2 separate regions of the Homo sapiens genome follow, and region 2 is linked to region 1. A link is an interaction called in ENCODE POLR2A ChIA-PET data of the cell type or tissue named here. Cell type or tissue: HepG2. All regions are shown on one strand. Each heading gives the region's core, and the rest is flanking DNA. Links, peaks and the distances in the headings are about the cores only. Region 1 overlaps CHP1 (calcineurin like EF-hand protein 1). Region 2 overlaps LOC105370789 (a long non-coding RNA gene).

Evidence for each region. Peaks named below come from ENCODE experiments on the same cell type or tissue, not always from the same donor. Only the 100,000 strongest peaks of a DNase experiment are listed, where the experiment ranks them.
Region 2: POLR2A ChIA-PET joins it to region 1 with 6 read pairs; 3 of 35 experiments call an interaction of 5 or more read pairs at or near these places.

What each region holds. Positions count from the first base shown.
Region 1 is chr15:41,255,638-41,266,183 of GRCh38, reverse strand. It overlaps CHP1 (calcineurin like EF-hand protein 1), which reads right to left. Exons shown (of 7, transcript NM_007236.5): 3 at 9,194-9,274; 4 at 3,301-3,428. Among named protein-coding and RNA genes, the nearest start is that of OIP5-AS1, 22 kb to the left of the region's middle. In HepG2, for the core only: no CTCF peak of the experiment used is centred there; DNase peaks (open chromatin) are centred at 3,403, 6,133 and 6,960.
Region 2 is chr15:40,966,541-40,977,086 of GRCh38, reverse strand. LOC105370789 (a long non-coding RNA gene) reads right to left here. Exons shown (of 4, transcript XR_007064601.1): 4 at 2,126-2,189. Among named protein-coding and RNA genes, the nearest start is that of CHAC1, 18 kb to the right of the region's middle. RefSeq lists enhancers at 1-1,198, 8,343-8,994. In HepG2, for the core only: a CTCF peak has its summit at 1,968 (motif pointing left); no DNase peak of the experiment used is centred there; H3K27me3 peaks cover 426 bases.

The DNA.
Region 1 (10,546 bases), core at 1,290-9,289:
AGTCTCCTGAGTAGCTGGAATTACAGGCATGCACCACCATGCCTGGCTAATTTTGTATTTTTAGAAGAGACATGGTTTCACCATGTTGGTCAGGCTGGTCTCGAACTCCTGACCTCAGGTGATCCACCCACCTCGGCCTCCCAAAGTGCTGGGATTACAGGCATGAGCCACCGCGCCTGGCCTACAGAAAGCATTATTATAACCTCACCAATCCAAAGAGGAAAGCAATAAGGTACCACTTCCAGGAGACAAACAGAAGAGCAGAGTGGCACTATGTGTGCTTGGGCCTGTGCCTACATGGGCATAGTTCAGCCTTGCTGATCGTGATTAAAATTCTCTCACCGTGGCTTAGAAAAGAAATAGAACAAAGTGTGTTCTCAGAGTTCCTGAAGACAGTATTCTATGCAAAGTATAACCCATAATAAAATTTGGTTCCACTCCTCTGTAAACCCACATTTCTTTTTTTTTTTTTTGAGATGGAGTTTTGCTCTGTTGCCCAGGCTGGAGAGTAATGGTGCAATCTCGGCTAACTGCAACCTCTGCCCCCCAGGTTCAAAGTATTCTCCTGTCTCAGCCTCCCGAGTACCTGAGATTACAGGCGCCCGCCACCACGCCCAGCTAATTTTTTGTATTTTTAGTACAGACAGGGTTTCACCATGTTGGCCAGGCTGGTCTTGAACCCCTGATCTCAAGTGATCCACCCGCCTTGGCCTCCCAAAGTGCTGGGATTACAGGCGTGAGCCATCATGCCTGGCCTGTAAACCCAGATTTCTAAGTAACACATCTCCTTTTTTTTTTTTTTTTTTTTTTTTTTTTTTTTGAGACAGAGTCTCGCTCTATCACCCAGGCTGGAGTGCAATGGCATGATCTCGGCTCACTGTAGCCTCCACCTCCCAGGTTCAAGCAATTCTCCCGCCTCAGCCTCCTGAGTAGCTGGGATTACAGGCATCCACCATTATGCCTGGCTAATTTTTTTTGTATTTTTGTAGAAATGGGGTTTCACTATGTTGGCCAGACTTGTCTCGAACTCCTGACCTCAGGTGATCCGCCTGCCTCAGCCTCCCAAAGTGCTGGGATTACAGGCGTGAGCCACCGCACCTGGCCCACATCCCCTTTCTCTAAGGTAAATGTGTCTCAGTGGCAAATGTATTGCTAGGTATATGACATTCAATTGCTCTCAGTCTACAGTAAGAGGCACCATGCTACAGCTTATACAGCCCTGTGGGAACTTCAAAGAGAAGCAACACATTTAGACAGAAATTGAGGACTTCTCGGACTCTTCTAGTCTTTTCTTTGGCATTAGAATAGCTTCGGTTTTACTGGTCTAATTACATGAATGTGATCCCTATACATAGACTGCAACAGAATTCTAATTAATTTTTAGCTTCCTATAAAAGTTAATCCAACAGCCAAGACTAAAGTATGTAATGAAAAAAACAGGCTGGGTATGGAGGCTCATGCCTGTAATCCCAGCACTTTGGGAGGCCAAGGTGGGATGACTGCTTGCGTCCAAGATTTCGAGACCAGTCTGGGCAACATAGTGAGACCCTGTCCCTACAAAAAATTAGAAAATAAAAAATTAGCTGGGTGTAGTGCACACGCCTGTGGTCCCAGCAACTTGAGAGGCTGAGGCAAAAAGATCACTTGAGCCAGGAAAGTCAAGGCCATAGTGAGCTGTGATCACGCCACTGCACTCAGCCTGGGTGACAGAGTGAGACCCTATCTCAAAAAATTAAGCAAAAACAAAATAAAACCAAGCATAACCTGCATAGCACTTTGTTATTATTCTATCTCATCCTGAAGTCTGCCATTTCTGTGGCATTCCAACCTTTTTCCTTAGCAGAACCCCAATCACAGCATCAGGAGGGGAATCTCATTAGCCTAATCTCCTCGGCACTCGCACTCTCCTGACCTGAACTGACTTATCAAAGTGAGGGGAAGGACTTACATTCCATGCTTGGGAGGAGTGTTGCTCAATTTCAGTCTCGATCTCTCTCTATATATATCTCTCTTCCTCTACTGCCAGATGTGAACAAGAAAAAAAAAAGCCCTGTTAACAACTGAGAGCTGCCATGTGACCATAATACTTTAGGATAAAACAGACTATGAGGATGGCAGAGTAAAGAGAAAAATCCCTAGTTCTTGAAACAGAATCAACCCTCCTGCCGGCCTAATCTGACTTGTAAAGTGAGCTAATATAGTTCCCTATTGTTTAAGCCAGCTGAGTCAGCTAAAGGTATCCTAAGACACCATGTAACGCCCAAATCCACTAGTGCTATTTCGAAGATTTTGTTTTGTTTTCTTTTCTTTGTTGAGACAGAGTTTCTGTCACCTGGGCTGAAGTGCAGTGGTGCCATCAAGGTTCATTGCAGCCTCAACCTCTCAGGCTCAAGCAATTCTCCCACCTCAGCCTCCCAAGTACCTGGGAGCACAGGTGCCTGCCACCACACCTGGCTAATTTTTGTATTTTTATTAGAGACAATGTTTCACCATGTTGCCCAGGCTGGTCTCAAACTCCTGGGCTCAAGTGATCTACCTACCTTGGCCTCCCAAAGTGCTGGGATTACAGGCATGAGCCACTGCGCCCAGCCTTCAGTCAGTTTTAATACAACTGTAATTTCAACTTGTACTGAATAAAAAGATAAATTTAATTTCAATTTCCTGGAGAAGTGTTGTAAGGGATTGGGCAATATTGTACATGAACCAATAAGGGCAGAAGGGAAGGCAAACAAGTATTAAAGGAAAAGAGGCATGAGACACGGGTATAAAAATTAAATCTTGCACTGTATCCAGCTGTCCCCCATTACTTAAGTCACATCCAGTGTCTATCAAATTCTAAGATGAGCTGAGGATTGCCATTATTCCTTAAAGGTGGGGCCTGGGTCTTGTTCACTATTGCCATGCTAGCACTTAACACAGTGCCTGGCACACGGTAGGTGCTCAATGAATTATAATGATACTAGGTAACACTTATTAAGTACCTAGTATATGCCAGGCACTATGTGAAGCACTTGACATTTATTAACTCATTTAATCCTCACAACAATCCAATGTGGAACCCCTTAGTATCCTATTTTACAGAAGAGAAAACTGAAGCCCAAAGAGGTTAAGTACCTTGCCCAAAGTCACACGACCAAAAAAGGGTAGACTAGTATTTAATCTTGGCCAGTTTAGCTCCAGAGTCTGAGGTCTTAACCAGTATGCTCTTGTAGATGCTTGTTCAAATAATGAGTGAGTAAATACATGACTTTTAAGAAATGAAAAGCAAGTATTTTAAGCCAGAAGACTTTAGCTCCTTACAGTGCAGTTTGTTGCTTCGGCTGTTGAGTGGTTCGGGTCCATTCACATCTTTGCTCTTTTCATTATCCTCAATGGGGCGGAAATGAGCCAAAGTTCGCATGAATCCACGGAAGTTTACCTGGTCCTCTCTGATTGTGAAATATAACAAACACAACACCATGTCAATCACGGTGATTATTTCTTATGAATTAAATATACTGGCAACAGCTTTAGCTACGGTAGCCTGAAAGGTCATTTAATGAGGTTTCTTTCCATACGCATGGTACTTTGGGACTCACAGTACCATATCATTTAAGCCTCACCCCAACCTTGTAAGGCAGGTGCTATTACTCCCACTTTATAAATGATTTAACCAGATTTAGGTAACAGGACTTACCAGGGATAAAGTTATCTATTGAATTTACTTGCATCTGTTTTCCAAAAAATGAATGTAGAGTAGTGCCAGCACTATACAAGACAGCCAGAACTTGAACTCATTGCTTTGAACTCTGCAGCGAGCCACAGGCAGCCCAATGACTCCTCAGCCACCTCCCACATCTCCCCCATCTCCCCTGCAGTAATGTATACCAAGGGATATTTTAAAATTAAGGCACATTATGGAAAGGCCGCTTTTAAAATAAAGTTTATTTAATTTTTAATTTTTCTTATTTATTTATTTATTTTGAGACAGAGTCTTGCTCTGCTTATAAATAAATAAAGTCTTGCTTTATTTATTTATTTTGAGACAGAGTCTTGCATCCAGGCTGGAATGCAGTGGCACTACCTCGGCTCACTGCAACCTCCGCCTCCCGGGTTCAAGCAATTCTCCTGCCTTAGCCTCCTGACTAGCTGGAACTACAGACGCCCGCCACCATGCCCGGCTAATTTTTTGTATTTTTTTTTTTTTTTTTTGAGATGGAGTTTTGCTCTTGTTGCCCAGGCTGGAATGCAATGGCGCGATCTCAGCTCACTGCAACCTCCGCCTCCCTGGTTCAAGCGATTCTCCTGCCCCAGCCTCTGGAGTAGCTGGGATTACAGGCATGCGCCACCACGCTCAGCTAATTTTATATTTTTAGTAGAGACGGGGTTTCTCCATGTTGGTCAGGCTAGTCTCGAACTCCCGACCTCAGGTGATCTGCCCGCCTCAGCCTCCCAAGTGGTGGGATTACAGGTGTGAGCTGCTGCACCCAGCCTAATTTTTTGTATTTTTAGTACAGACAGGGTTTCACCGTGTTAGCTAGGATCGTCTCAATCTCCTGACCTCATGATCTGCCCACCTCGGCCTCCCAAAGTGCTGGGATTACAGGCATGAGCCACCATGCCCAGCCAAGTTTATTTAATTATAAAAGCAAACATAAATTTGAAAATGTGGAAAAAAGAAAAGTAGATAGAAAAATACTGATCCGAGTTCTACCAATTACAACCACAGTTAATATAAATATATTTTCTGGCTGGGCACGGTGGTCCATGCCCATCATCCTAATACTTTGGGAGGCTGAGGCAGGCAGATCACTTGAGGCCAGGAGTTGAGACCAGCCTGACCAACATGGTAAAACCCTGTCTCTACTAAAAATACAAAAAAATTAGCTGGACGTGGTAGTGGGCACCTGTAATCCCAGCTACTCGGGAGGGTGAGGCAGGAGAATCGCTTGAAACTGGGAGGCAGAGGCTGCAGTGAGCCTAGATTGCACCACTGCACTCCAGCCTGGGTGACACAGCAAGACTATGTCAAAAAAAAAGAAAAGGAAAGGAAAGGGAAAGGAAAGGAAAAGGAAGGAAAAGGAAAGGAAAAGGAAGGAAGGGAGGGAGGAAAGGAAGGAAGGAAGGAATCAATCAATTAATCAATCAATCAATCAGCCAGGCATGGTGGCTCACGCTTATACTGCCAGTTATTTGGGAGGCTGAGGTGGGAGAATCACTTGAACACACAGGAGGCAGAAGTTGCGTGAGCCGAGACTGCGCCACTGCACTCCAGCCCAGGTGACGGTGCAAGACTCCCTCATATATATATGAATGCATTTTCTTCTAGTAACTTTTCTATGCTTTTCAGATAACTGTATTAGTATCCTGCCTTTTTTTTTAACTTTTAAGCATTTCTCCAATCAATATAAATACTTTGAAACATTTAAAACATATGCATAATTCTGTGGACACATCATGATTTTATTATTCCCTCATAATTGGATAATTTTTCTCTAAATAATCTTTTAGGCCAGGCACAGTGGCTCACGTCTATAATCCCAGCACTTCAAGAGGCCAAGGTGGGTGGATCACCTGAGGTCAGGAGTTCAAGACCAGCCTGGCCAACATGGTGAAACCCCGTCTCTACTAAAAATACAAAAATTAGCTGGGCCTGGTGGTGCATGCCTGTAATCCCAGCTACTTGAGAGCCTGAGGCAGGAGAATCACTTGAACCCCAAAGATGGAGGGTGCAATGAGTCGAGACTGCACCACTGCACTCCAGCCTGGGTGACAGAGGGAGACTCCATCTCAAAAAAAAAAAAAAAAAAGTTTTGAAAGACCTCTTGTGTATAAAGCCTTTTTGGTACTTAAGCTTGGAGAAAATCTTTTCATTGTGCCACAGGCTAATCAATAACCCTGTAAGAAATAATTCTCAAAACTTGAATGAAGAATGTTCTTTAATATTAAAAAAGAATGCCCCATGTAACATAATATAATTTATTTATCTAAGGCAGATGGCCTGGTTCCTGTGGTTACCTAAAAAAAAAAAAAACCCCAGCCTTTCTGTGCCCCACCGAATAGCTGAGGTATGTAGGTTCTCTTCTGTGCTCTATAGACATGCAGTTCATAGCCCTTCTAAAGGCAGAGTTCAAAGGCTAGCCTGTGAGCCATCTGTACTCAAAAGAATGACCTTGGCTGGGTGCAGTGGCTCACGCCCATAATCCCAGCACTCTGGGAGGCCGGGGCGGGCGGATCACCTGAGGTCAAGAGTTCAAAACCAGCCTGGCCAACGTGGTGAAACCTTAGCCAGGCGTGGTGGCGTGAGCCTGTAGTCCCAGCTACTTGGGGAGGCTGAGGCAGGAGAATCACTCGAACCCAGGAGGCAGAGGTTGCGGTGAGCCAAGATCACACCACTGCATGCCAGCCTGGGAGACAGAGGGAGACTCCGTCTCAAAAAAACAAAAAACAAAACAAAAGAATGACCTTTTAGTTCTTCGATGTATCTATACTGCTAATGGACCAGTATCTGGTCAAAAATGTCAGATCTGAGGAATCAAGTAATGTGGAGTAAAGTTTAAAACATATGCTAGAAAAAACACATTAATGATTATTGCTAGCATAAAGTTTCTGGGTAAAAGGGAATTGAATAACCATGGTCCACTTTCAAATCTCATTCTTTAAAAAAAAAAAAAAAAAAGCCCCAATGTGCATATGCCTAGGGAAGAAAGAAAAACCCAGAAGCCAAATATATCTATCTGATTAGAGCAAGAAGCAGAGTCGCAGCTTGCTAAGAGCTAAGCAGTGCAGCCCAGTAGAGCCCTCCACTTCCTCATATGCACTCTGTCCCATTTCCTTAGCAGTAGATTGGTGGACAGAATGACAGGTGATATTGTAGTCACAGCAAATGTAGTTTAGTCTTACAAAACAGCTTCCCACAAGCTGCTTCTTCAAGTAATCAATGGTGACTAAGGAATTCTGAAAAAAAGTTGGCAAAGTGACTCTCCTGGGTTTACTTTTCATTGCAAAAGGTTTGGATACAAAGCATAGCTGTGAAAGTTATCTCTGGATAGGGTTCAATGCTTTGCAGGGGTAAAAGAGGAATTAGAAAAAAGGAAGAATTCAGCATAAAAACCACACCTGAAACAAACAGGGCAGTTCAAGGAGAGAGAAAGGAAAAAATGAAAGAGGGCATAAGATTCCTCATAGTCAACGTGATTTGATTCCCATCTTTACATGAACTAACTGCCCGACCTAATTCCCCTTCTGACTTTCACTCACATTTCCTGAATGCCCAACCCTCTCAACTAGCAAATTCCTTTGCTCTCAATTTAGAGTTCTAAAATTTCCTCTCCAGGCATTTTATCTGACAGTGTCCTCATTGACAGTCTCATTATTAAAAACTGGCACCCATATAATATTTTGAAGTCCTGTGGGTCATAGACTATCCATATAAACCAGGAATAGATTGTTTAGGAAATTACTTAAAACAAGCTTATATGTAAGTTTTATTGTTGAAAAGGTACCTAATCAAATCAGTAAATATTTACTCACTACTGTGAAGGCAGTGTATTAGGTAGTAAAGCATATCAAAAGACTAGTTTCATGTTAGAAAAACCCACATTAAGAACAATCTACTTGACAAAGCATATGTGGTGAGAACTATGTTTATTCAATATCACGAAAGTAAAATAAAGGCTGGGGAAATGTTCCAGATTAAAGGAGGCTAAAGAGACATGACAACTGACCCAGACTAGATCCTGTACTGGAGGCGGGGAAGTGCTATAAAACAGATTATTGGATGACAAAATTGGAATATGAATATAAATTAGAATAAACTGGATAATATGTTAATAAAACAGAGTAATAGATTAGATAAGAGGATTGTATCAATGTTAAGTTTACTGAAGTAGATAACTATACTATGGATATGTAAAAGAATGTCCCTATTCTTAGCAAACACACACTGGTGCATTCAGAGGTAAAGGGTCATTACTATGCAACTTACCCTGAAATAGTTCAGAAATACAATTATGTGAACACACATACACAAAAAAATTACATAAGTATGTGTATATACATACATGTATGTATGTGTATGTATGTACGTACATGTAGGCATGTATGTATGTATATACACACACACGTAGAGTATGTGTAGGTAGAGAGAGGGGAAAGAGAGAGGGAAAAAGTGTCTGCAAGAGAGGGTATGTAGAGTAAGCACGGGTGTACAAGCTGCGCTGTTCAATACTGCAGTCACTTGTCACATCTGGTTATGTGCACTGAAAACATGGTCAGTCTGACTTGATATGTGTTTAAGTGTAAATTACACACTGGATTTCAAGGACTTATTATGAAAAAATGTAGGCTGGGCATGGTGGCTCACGCCAGTAATCCCAGTACTTTGGGAGGCTGAGGCAGGCGGATCACCTGAGGTCAGGAGCTCAAGACCAGCCTGGCCAACATGGTGAAACCCTGTCTCTACTAAAAATACAAAAATTAGCCAGGTATGGTGGCATGTGGCTGTAATCCCAACTATCTCGGAGGCTGAGGCAGGAGAATCGCTTGAACCCGGGAGGCAGAGGTTGCAGTGAGCCGAGATGGCACCACTGTACTCCAGCCTGAGCGACCGAGCAAGACTCTGTCTTAAAACAAACAAACAAACGAAAAAAGGATCTCAGTTATTTTTAATATTGATTATATATGGAAATAATATTTTAAATATATTAAATAAAATATATATTACCAAAGTTAACTTATTTTTACTTTTTAAATGTGGTTACTAGAAAATGTAAAATTACGTATGTGGCTTGCATTATATTTTTATTGGCTACTACTAAGAAGAGAGCACACAAATGAGGCAAAATGTTAACAATATAACAGTAGATGCATCAGGGCAATAAATATACAAGTATTCTCCGAATTACTTTTAACTTTTGCAACTTTTTTGTAAATTTGAAATTATTTCCAAATAAACATTTTTTAAAAGTCTAGTTTTACATCAATGATAAACATAAGAATTTTGAAGATAGGCTCATATATCTATTTGAAGTTTAAAACACACAGGAGGGTAGAACAGAAGAGATATTCTAGAAATGACAAAATTAGAATTGCTCAATATAATCAGGGGGTATCACAGTCTGAGATGGCACAACCAATATCATTATTCCAGATTAGCAAATAATTTAGGTTGTGATAGCCTCAGGAAGGAAGTCCAACAACTGTACTGACTCACCCCTCTGGAAAGAAGGCATTGATGATCCGGTCCCCCAGTGGGTTGATGGCAAGTTCTGGAATCCTCTGGAAATCTTCCCGGCTGCCAAGAGAATCACCTTGAGTTAGATAGAGATCATTGCCCTTAGCATGAACTCCTTAAGTCAGGAGGTAACAGGGTGTAACCTAGCAAGAATATTACCTCCTGGAATTTACTTCTGTGGCAAATTATACCAAATAACTGCAAAGAATAGCACTTTAATAGCTGCCAAGTGTTTCTTGCACCAACTCAGAAGTGGAAGGAGCCAGATTTGATTACGCCACATTCCAGTGAATTTAGCACACAGGTTACGTCAATAAGCCAACTGATGGACAAATACTAAGCTGTCCCTTAGTAAATGATTTCTTGAACATTAGCATTGCGTACCTAGTTATTAAGTTTGGAAAGTGAACAGCAAATGGAAAGTATCAAATACTGCAGAACTTGAATATGGGGACAAACACTTAGAGGGGTCTCCATATCCTTGTTAAGATTTTTAGGCACTTACAAAATGCAAGGAATTCTTAGGTGCTATTTACATGCAAGGAAATAATGTGACAACCAATTGATTTCCTTGTTCTGACTCTGGCTTTTTCTCCATTTCCATGTTCTGTGGACTAGGGCTACAGAAGTATTTAACCCTCAAACATGACAAGAGCAGTCATCCTCACATGACTTAGGCGAGGTTATACCAAAGCGAATATTGTCAGTTACCATTCATCACATATATATCATGTGCTGCTCTGTTTACATACATTATTCTCATTTCTTCACGCCAATGTTTTATGTATACCCTTTTAGAGCTGAGGAAATTGAGAGTCAGGAAGATAAAGTAACTTGCCCAAAGCCACACTACTCCTAAGTAGCAGAACTGTGATTTAAATCTAAGTCTGTAAGTCAAAGTATGTGTTCTTTTTCTAAAAACCATATTTCTTTCCTATATTGAACTTTTTTTTGAGACAGAGTCTTGCTCAGTCACCCAGGCTGGAATGCAATGGCATGGTCTTGGCTCACTGCCACCTCCACTTCCCAGGTTCAAGCGATTCTCCTGCCTCAGCCTCCCAAGTAGCTGGGATTACAGGCACTCTCCACCACGCCTGGCTAGTTTTTTGTACATTTAGTAGAGACGGAGTTTCACCATGTTGGCCAGGCTGGTCTTGAACTCCTGACCTCAGGTGATCTGCCGGCCTCGGCCTCCCAAAGTGCTGGGTGGGATTACAGGAGTGAGCCACGGTGCCCAGCCCTAATATTGAACCTTTTGAATGAAAGTTACTCTCCCCCAAATTCTTTATTTTTATTTTTTTGAGATGGAGTTTCGCTCCCAGGCTGGAGTGT
Region 2 (10,546 bases), core at 1,768-9,767, 290 kb after region 1:
CATTTCTTTCTTGCTTCAGGTCCTGGGACTTAGCTGGCTTCCCTTTCCTCTTCAAAACTGCCACCACCCACTCTCTCGCTCCAGTTTCTCCCCCAACCCCCACCCCCGTGGCAAGCTGCTGGGGGATGGACTCCTGGTTCTCTCCTAGCTGCTGCCAGAAGTGAGCATCATGCTTTTCTTTTTTTTAAATTAAGGATTTTCTTGCTCATCACAACAAGGACACCAGGCAAAAACAATACTGTATACAGAGAATTACAAAGCTTGAGATACTTCACAGTCCTCACAGAATCCCTGCCTACAGTTCCTGGCACCTTTGGTGAGAAACAAGGATTCCTGAGGGAGAGGCTCCTGGACTCTTACCTCCTTCCTAGAGAGCTGAGTTCTTTCTTCCAGAAAGGCATATGGAATGTGCATCTGTGAGTGCCCACAAGGCCTCTGCTCTCCTGCCACTTGGGATTTCATTGTTCTGGCACACAAATCTCAAAGATAAATATGTGGCCCAAGGATTGGGGAGGCCCCTCTGGGTCTGACTTGGCAACAGCCTCAGGGGAAGAAGGAAGGGGGCACAGAGGTTCAAAGTTGGAGGTGGTGGGGAGTTTTCTAAGTTTGCTCAGCTGATGCCCCCCTAAAGCAGCTCTGGGAGAGAATGCCCGGCCTCAGCTCAGAATGTTCCACCCTCCTACCACCCCCCCAGCACATCACCACAAACCCCACCCTGAACTAGAGGCCCACCCCCCAAGCTGTTCCTGGCTGCCAGAGAAGAAAGGAGCTCCCCTCCCATTTCCCAGATGAGAGGTCCCAGAAGACCTATGCTGCTCCATGCCTTGCACCCTTGAAGAGATGGTGCCAGTTACCTGGGGATGTCTGAGCAGAGTGGTGGGGAGAGTTCAGGTCCAATGGATTGTCAGTGCAGTTCAGCTTCAGCAGTCTTAGTTTGCCTTCGGCCCGGTGGAATTGGGAAGAGCAGCATAAACTCTTACCTAGAATTTTTCTGAATAGCTAAGTCTTTCAGAGGGCTAACATTTTAACCCGGTATTCTAAGCACCAGAATTTGGCTTGGTTAGAACTCTCTTTTAAGGATACTGTGTCACTGCATGGCTAAACAGAACATACCGAACATACCTTAACCTTTCCTAAGGGCTTGGGGTCATGTGGGCATCTGGTGCTCTCAGGCCCACTGGGACGTACTACTGTTTCCCCTGGATTAAATCATGCCAACAGCTACACTGCCACAAATTGTCTGTGAGACAGGATTTTGCTCTGTCACCCAGGCTGGAGTGCAATGGTGCAATAACAGCTCACTGCAGCCTCGACCTCCCAGGTTCAAGCAATCCTCCCTGATCAGCCTCTACCATAGTGCTGGGGTTCCAGCCACAGTTCTTAAGCTCTGAATAGTACCAGTGCCAGTGCCAGCTGCCTCAGTGTTTTTGTATTTATATGATGAGATAGCTGCTCCTCTTAAAAAATAAAATCTGGGCTGGGCGCGGTGGCTCACGCCTGTAATCCCAGCACTTTGGGATGCCAGGGCGGGTGGATCACAAGGTCAGGAGATTGAGACCATCCTGGCTAACAGGGTAAAACCCTGTCTCTACTAAAAATACAAAAAATTAGCTGGGCGTGGTGGTGGGCGCCTGTAGTCCCAGCTACTCAGGAGGCTGAGGCAGGAGAATGGCATGAACCCGGGAGGCAGAGCTTGCAGTGAGCTGAGATTGCGCCACTGCACTCCAGCCTGGGCGACAGAGCAAGACTCCGTCTCAAAAAAAATAAAAATAAAATCTTTTTTTCCCCCAAACACTGATCTTAACACCCCTTCTTCTAATGTACCTTTTCTAAATTGTTGGGGGCTTGGAAATCATTTAACTAACTCAGAACTTCTGAGCTAACAAAAAGAACTTCAGAGGAGGATTGTAGGATGTCCTAGGAATTAAGTGACTGAGCTTCAGTGCATGCTTTCCACGGATGCCTGTGGCCCTCTGCTGGGCCGCAGTACCACAGTTCTGGTTAAGTAAAGTAACATGTTCTAGATAAGGGTGTTCCGGTTTGAACCAGTTCAATAAAGTTTGTTGATTTTACTCCTTTTTTTCATTCTTTGAAAAAAAAAAAAAGTATAGATCACCTTGCACATCTAGGAAAAGTTCTGCCAAGGGGTCTAGGTAGTAGACTGGTGCATGCTCCCTCTCGGACTCCATCTGCAGGCAGAGTAAGTCAGTATAGTCCATCACCGGATTTTAGTAGGAGCAGTGAAAATGAAATGGGCAAGCTCAAAAGCCAGTGTCTTTGCACTTCATCTCCACTACCCATGCCTCATCTTTATTGGACTAGGCTGGTCATCCCTAGGGAGTAATTTGGACTAGGCTGGTCATCCCTAGGGAGTAATTGCAGTGTCTGTCCACTGGTTGGGCCATAAGCCCTCTGACCAATTAATATCATTGTTCATATTGGTTAGGGTAACACATGATGCTGTAACAGACCCCAAAATGCTTAAATATCTTATTTAATGGCTTAAATAAGATATAAATTCTTATCTCTCACATGTAAGAGTTTGAATTTGGATCTGCTCTACACGAACATTGAAGGTCCCACATTCTTTCCATCTTGTTTCTCTGCTGTTTTGATGCTTTTGTCCTCATCAGCATGGTCATTACTGGTTTATAGAAATGTCCTATGGGGCCGGACACAGTGGCTCACACCTGTAATCCCAGCACTTTGGGAGGCTGAGGCAGGCGGATCACTTGAGGTCAGGAGTTCGAGACCAGCCTTGCCAACATGGTGAAACCCCATCTCTACTAAAAATACAAAAATTAGATGGGCATGGTGGCGGGCACCTGTAATCCCACCTACTCAGGAGGCTGAGGCAGGAGAATCAGTTGAATGCAGAAAGCGGAAGTTGCAGTGAGCCAAGATTGTGCCACTGTACTCCAGCCTGGGCAACAGAGCAAGACTCCATCTCAAAAAAAAAAAAAAGAAAATGAAATGTTCTATGGGAGGGGAAGACTGGGGAGGGGATCCACCTACTGTATTGCCTTAAGACTTAGACCCTTAAGTGGCTCACACACTATCAGAGAGAACTTTAGACCTAAGAACCTATCTAACTCCAAAGGAGGCTGCCATGTAATTAGGGAAGAAGAGAACAGATTTGAATGGACAGCTAATAGTCCGGACACAACACTCCAATGGAAAGTGGGCTAAAACACTATAGATTTATTTTTTAAAGCACTTTGTGCCAAGCACTGTACATAAATAGAAAATATACACACATGCAAATGGGTAATAGCCATGGGAAATGTTCAGCCATATTAGGGCTCTACAGAGAGACAACCAATAGGATATAGATATATGAGAGGGGACATACTGGGGGAATAGGCTCACATGATTATAGAGACTGGAAAGTCCCACGATAGGTGGTGTGCAAGATGGAGAACCAGGGAAGCTGGCAGCATGGTTCATCCAAGTCTGAAAGCCTTAGAACCAGGGAAGCCAGTGCTGTAACTCTCAGTCTGAACCTGAAGACCTGAAAGCCTAGGGAGCCTCTGGTGCAAGTCCCAGAGTCCAAATCCCAGAGAACCCGGAGCCCTGATGTCCAGCGGCAGGAGAAGGAGGGTGTCCCCACTTTAGAAAAGAGGGAATTTGCCTTTCCTCTGCCTTTTTGTTCTACGTGGGCCCCATACTATAATCCAGTCAAGTTGACACCTAAAATTAACCATCACATCAACCTCATTAATAAATGCAAAATAAAACAAGGAGATTCCTAGCATTTCCTGTCATACTGGGTGAAATTTGTTTTCACATAATTGCTAAAGTTGGCTAAGCTATAATAAATGAAACATTGTAGCTTAATCTTCAAGAGTCGTGTGTGTGTGTGTGTGTGTGTGTGTGCCCTCTGCATATGTGGCATGAAGCATGGCTCTAGACTGGGGGCCACCCTCTGCGCCTTGGAAGAGGTGGTCCTAGGGCTGTCCCTTTACCTCCAGTGACACCTGCCCCTAGTGGGCCTCATCCAACATCCAGACCTCAAAGTTGACCTCAAGGAGAATGATCTGGACCACCACAACCCCAGCTTTATTGCCAATGAACCCCTCAATGATCGGCACGGTGGGGGCTGAGGGCCAGGAGCAATGAGCACCTGGCTGGCTGGACCACACCTGCAGAGATCAATGAGTGAGGCCCAGCCTGGACAAGTATCTGCGAGTAAGTTAGAGGTGGCTATGGAAAACGTTCCAAAACTATCAAACATTTTATACCCATGTACTAAAACACAGGACTACATTTTCTTCCTATTATTTTTATAGAAAGTGATATTGCAATATCATTATCACTCAAAAAGGCAAAGAATGTGTGTAGCTCTTCACAAAAAAATAAGTGATGAGGATATAGAGAAATTGGAGTCATTCATTGCTGGCGGGGACATAAAATAGTGCAGGTACTTTGGAAACAGTTTGGCAATTGCTCAAAAAGTTAAACATATAGTTACTAAGATTTTGTCTACTTGGCTGAGCCACACAATGTGCAGATATTTGGTCAAACATTCTGGGTGTGTCTGTGAGCATGTTCTTGGACAAGATTAACATTTACATCTGTGGGCCGAGTGAAGTGGATTGCCCTCCCTAATGTGGGCAGGCCTCATCCAATCAGTTGAAGGCCTGAATAGAACAAAAAGCCTGCCCTTCCCTCCCCTAGTGAGAGAGAACTCCTCCTACATGACTGAGATGATGGCTTCTTCCTGCCTTCAGACTTGCACTGAAACATTGGCTCTTTCTGGATTTCAAGCCTGCTGGCGTCTGGACTAGAACTGCACCCATCAGCTCTCCTGAATCTCCAGCTTGCTCATTATAAGAAATCTCTGCTTCATAATCTACATCCTATTGGTTTTGTTTCTCTAGAGAACTTTTATTAAGATAGTTTGTCATGTGACCCACGAATTCCATTCCTAGGTACATACCCAGGAGAAATAGAAATGAAAAAACATCCACACATAAACCTGTACACAGGCCGGGCACGGTGGCTCATGCCTGTAATCCCAGCACTTTGGGAGGCTGAGGTGGGTGGATCATCTAAGGTCAGGAGTTTGAGACCAGCCTGGTCAACATGGTGAAACCCTGTCTGCACTAAAAACGCAAAAATTAGCCAGGCATGGTGGTGGATACCTATAATTCCCAACTACTCGGGAGGCTGAGGCAGGAGAATCGCTTGAACCCAGGAGGCAGAGGGTGCACTGAGCTGAGATCGCACCACTGCACACCAGCCTGGGTGACAGAGCAAGACTCTGTATCAAAAAAAAAAAGAAAAAGAAACCTATAACACAAATGTTCAGAGCAGGATTATTCACAACAGTTAAAAAAATAGAAACAACTGAACATCCATTAACTGATGAATGGATAAAATGTGATATGTCCATACAATGCAATACTATTTAGCAATAGAAAGGAATGAACTTGATATATGCTACGACGTGAATGAAACTTGAAAACAATTTCTGCCAGATCTCAGAAAAAAAAAATGAAAGAATTCACACAAACGACCATTGTATGATTATGAAATGTCCAGAACAGGAAAATCTATAGAAACGGAAAATATATTCATGGTTACCTAGGGATGAGGGGACTGAGTGGTATGAGAGCTAAGGGGAATAGGGTTTCTTTTTGGTCTGATGAAAGAAAATGTCCTAAAAATGATAGTGATGAAAGCTGCATAGTTCTGTGAATATATAGTAAAAGCCATTGAATTGTACACTTTAATGGGTAATTTGTATGGTAGGGTAATTTCATTTCAATAAAGTTGCTAAGAAAAAGAAAATGCAGCCAGAAATGTAGTGAAAAAGTAGGTTGAACAACATGGAATTGCTCTCTCACCATATGACTATTTTTACTTACAAATGTGGCAGTTTCAAATGTTTCAACCTATTGGTAATTAAAACCAATGATGTTAAGATTTTTTAGGCTTTTTTTTTTTTTTTTTTTTTTTTTTGGAGACAGGGTCTTGCTGTGTCACCCAGGCTGTAGTGCAGTGGTGTGATCAGGGCTCACTGCACCCTTGACTTTCAGGGTTCAAGTGATCCTCCTACCTCAGCCCCTCAAGCAGCTGGGACTACAGGTGTGCACCACTATGCCCAGCTAATTTTTTTTTTTTAACTTTGGTAGAGACAGGGTCTCACTATGTTGTCCAGGCTGGTCAACTCCTGAGCTCAAGCAATCATCCCACCTCGCCCTCCCAAAGTACTGAGATTACAGGCATGAGCCACCATATGCCTGGCCAAGGTATCTTTAAATTTTCTATTATTCTAAATACTCACTTTTGTACTTAATTCACTTTTGTACTTTTGTACTTAATTTCTTTATTCTTTTTCTTAAAGAAGGCTTCCGCAAATTGCATGAGTTTTAGGCCTCAAACACCCAGATCCCAGGGTGGGAATGTGAAGAGACAGAACCTTTTATAGGACAATTTCACAATGTGTATTAAGAATTTTTAGGCCGGCCAGGCGCAGTGGCTCACGCTGGTAATCCCAGCACTTTGGGAGGCCGAGGCGGGCGGATCACAAGGTCAGGAGATAGAGACCATCCTCGCTAACACGGTGAAACCCCGTCTCTACTAAAAATACGAAAAATTAGCCAGGCGTGGCAGCGTGTGCCTGTAGCCCGCTACTCGGGAGGCTGAGGCAGGAGAATTGCTTGAACCGGAAGGCGGAGGTTGCAGTGAGCCGATATTGGGCCACTGGACTCCAGCCTGGGCATCAGAGCGAGACTCCATCTCAAAAGAAAAAAAAAAAAAAAATTTATGCCGGACGCAGTGGCTCACGCCTGTAATCCCAGCACTTTGGGAGGCCGAGGCGGGTGGATCACCTGAGGTCGAGAGTTAAGACCAGCCTGACCAACATGGAGAAACTCCATCTCTACTAAAAATACAAAATTAGCCAGGCGTGGTGACGCATGCCTGTAATCCCAGCTACTCAAGAGGCTGAGGCAGGAGAATCTCTTGAACCCGGGAGGCGGAGGTTGCGGTGAGCAGCGATCGCGCCATTGCACTCCAGCCTGGGCAACGAGAGAAACTCCATCTCAAAAAAAAAAAAAAATTTTTAAAACATCCCTGCTGTTGTTCCAGCCATTCTATTTTCAGGGATCCCTACACAAGGGTGCCAGAGGGCAGGGCCTCTCAACTTTAATGTGAGAACTGTCTCCTGGGACTCTTATTAAAAATGCAGACTGATCTGCTAGGTCTGGGAGTCATATCCAGTAAGCTCCCAGGTGATGTGGAGGCTGCTGGTCTACAGGCCCTCTCTGAGTAGCCAGAGGATGTTCTTTGGTTATCTCCTCAAAATTTCCCCCCACCCCCGACATCACGCAACAGCCACCCTTACGTCTTGCCACAGTTGCCCGCTCAAGGACAGACAGGGAACCCAGACCCAAGGCAGTCAGGGCTAGCTTCCCTCCCTCATCCCTAACCTTTCATCAGGTGGCCCAGTCAGAGCAAAACAGGCCACTCCCATGGTCATGAACAGAAAAGTTTATCACCCAAGGGCTGCAGAGGAGCCAGCCTGAGGGCACCACTGCCAACAGAGAAGGGCAAACTCCAGGGAAATGGAGCAGGATCCCTGACTGAGCCTTACCCAAAGCTCCCTTCCTCTTAACTGTTGGGTTTCACCACTGACTCCTGTTTGCTTCATGCTTGTTTGAACTCGGTTTTCCGTTACATGCAACTTGGACGAAAAGTCCGTGACAGCATAATTGAACCTAGCAAAAAATTGAGACAACCCAAAAGCCTCACAACATAGGACTGGTGAAATAAATGTTTGCATATCTATATGATAGAATGATTAGGTGGTCATTAAAAATCATTCTCAAGAATATTTGGTATCATGGGAAAATGCTCAGAATATACTCTTAGGAGAAAAGTAGGGCACAAAGAGGGAGCACTAGAAGGAAGTCAGCTTTCCTAGATGGTGGAATTATGAATGATTTCTAAGTTCTTTTATGTCATTTTATTTCTGTATTTCTAGCATATCCTACTTCTCATATTCCTTTCTATTTCTAGTACATATGAACAGCCTATTCCAGAATACCCTTTATCTCATTTTTAAATTTCTCCAAGCATAATGGATACCTCTTATCGTGATACAATCTACAGCTCAAGTGTTGTCTTTTGAGACAGGGATGTCACTCTGTCACCCAGGCTGAAGTGCAGTGACATGATCACGACTCACTGTAACCTTGACCTCCCAGGCTCAAGAGATCCTCCTACCTGAGCCTCTTGAGTAGCTGGAACTACAAGGGTGCGACATCATACCTGGCTAATTTAAAAAAAAAAAAAAAAACGTAGAGATGGGATCTGTGTTGCCCAGGCTGATCTTGAACTTGTGAGCTCAAGCCATCCTCCTGCCTCAGCCTCTCAAAGTGCTGGAACTACAGGTGTGAGCCACTGTGCCCGGCCCAGCTCAAGTGTTCTTTTAAAAACCTGTCACTGAGCCAGGCACAGTGGCTTTTCCCTGTAATCCTAGATACTTGGGGGGCTGAGGTGGAAGCATTGCTTGAGGCCAGGAGTTCAGGACCAGCCTGGACAACAATAGCAAGACCCGGCATGTAAACAAACAAAAAACACTTCTGTCACTGTTCTTCCAAGTCCTTAGTGGTTTCCTGCTGGGCTCAACAAAGGCTGCAGAACTAATGGGATCCTCAGGCCTTGCAACTTTAGCCTGCGACCCTGCTATCTAACATTTTTTTTTCTCTTGGAATGTGCCAGGCTCAGTGCTCCCTCAGGGATGTGATGCACATGGTTCAATTTTTAAATTTTTTTTTCTTGAGACAGGGTTTCACTCTGTCGCCTAGGCTGGAGTACAGCGGCATGATCTTGGCTCGCTGCAGCCTCAATCTCCCAGGCTCAAGTGATCCTCCCACCTCAGACTTCTGAGTAACTGAGACTATAGGTGCCTTCCACCATGCCCAGCTGATTTTTTTTTTTTTTTTTTTTTTTTTTTTTAAGAGACAGGGTTTTGCCATGTTGCCCAGGCTGGTCCTTGAACTCCTGGACTCAAGTGATCCTCCTACCTCTGCCTCCCAAAGTACGTGAATTATAGGTGTGAGCCACCATGCCTGATTTTTAAATTCTTTATAACATTCTGTATTTTCCAAATTTGCTACTTGATCATGTGCTATTTTATAATCAGTGCTATTAAGAGAAAGTTTATATTTTTAGGGAAAATTAAGAAAACTCAAAAACAAGAAATGACTTCAATCAGAACTTTTTAAAAAATTTTTTTTTGTAAAGCTAAGGTCTCACTGTATTGCTCAAACTGGTCTCAAACTCACGGGCTCAAGTGATCCTCCTATCTTGGCCTCCCAAAGTGCTGGGATTACAGGAGTGAGACACCAGTTAAAACTTTCTTATAGTGTGTCTCCCTATTTCAATTCAGTTCATGTGATAAAATAACATGGCCAGGCACGGCGGCTCATGCCTGTAACCCCAGCACTTTGGGAGGCTGAGGTAGGCTGATCACTGGAGGTGAGGAGTTCCAGAACAGCCTGCCCAACATGGTGAAATCCCGTCTCTACTAAAAATACAAAAAAATTAGCCGGGCATGGCGGCAGCACCTGTAATCCCAGGTACACAGGAGGCTGAGGCAGAAGAATAGCTTGAACCTGGGAGGCAGAGGTTGCAGTAAGCTGAGATCATGCCACTGCACTCCAGCCTGGGCCAGAGAGCAAGACTCCATCTCAAAAAATAATATAACACTAAACAAAGATAACATGGTAACCCCCGCTACCCCTGAATGTTTGCAAGGAGACTTTGGAGAAGCTGTACTTCAGACTAAGGAATGACTCCAAAGGCTGCAATTTAAGGCGCCATGGGGAAATATTTTAAAGCAGGTATGTCTTTGTTATGCCTCAGATGCTGAGCTTTGATAATCACTTGCACCGGTTTGTAAGGCTGATGTTTTGGTTTATCTGGGCATAGGACCAGCTTTTCTCTCGGTAGAGAAGGGAGCCCCTCTTCACCGCCCATCACCAAAGTGAGCACCTCTTTACCCTCTGAGTGTTATTTGTGGACCTTCTCTTTTTGGCATAAAAGCTTTTTGTCAGATCTATTTTTTTACTTCTCTACTTATGAATACATGATAAACTTGCACAGTTCAAAATTAAAAACATACAAAAGGGCATAAAAAGAAAGTCTCTCTCCCATCCCATCCCCTGGAGCCCGGTTCCCCTCCTGGGAGGCAAATTATGTTGACAGTTTAAGATTCCTTCCAGACACATTTACATGCTTTTTAAAAAACAGGATTACACTCACGTTATATGTCTAATTTTGTATGCTTTTTGTCCCACTTAACACTACAGTAATAACATTAATAGTTATGTAAAGAGATTAAAATGTTTCTTAACATTAGCAAATACTCTTCATAAACATTCATGACTGCAAATATGCCGTCCAAGGGAGATGAACCATTTTATTGTTTACTGCTGGACAAATAGTTTTCTCCTCTTAAATTCTCCGATTCTGTCCAAGATGAAACTATCTACATGAGTTCAACTAGAGACTGCAGTTTAGTTTAGACCCAGAT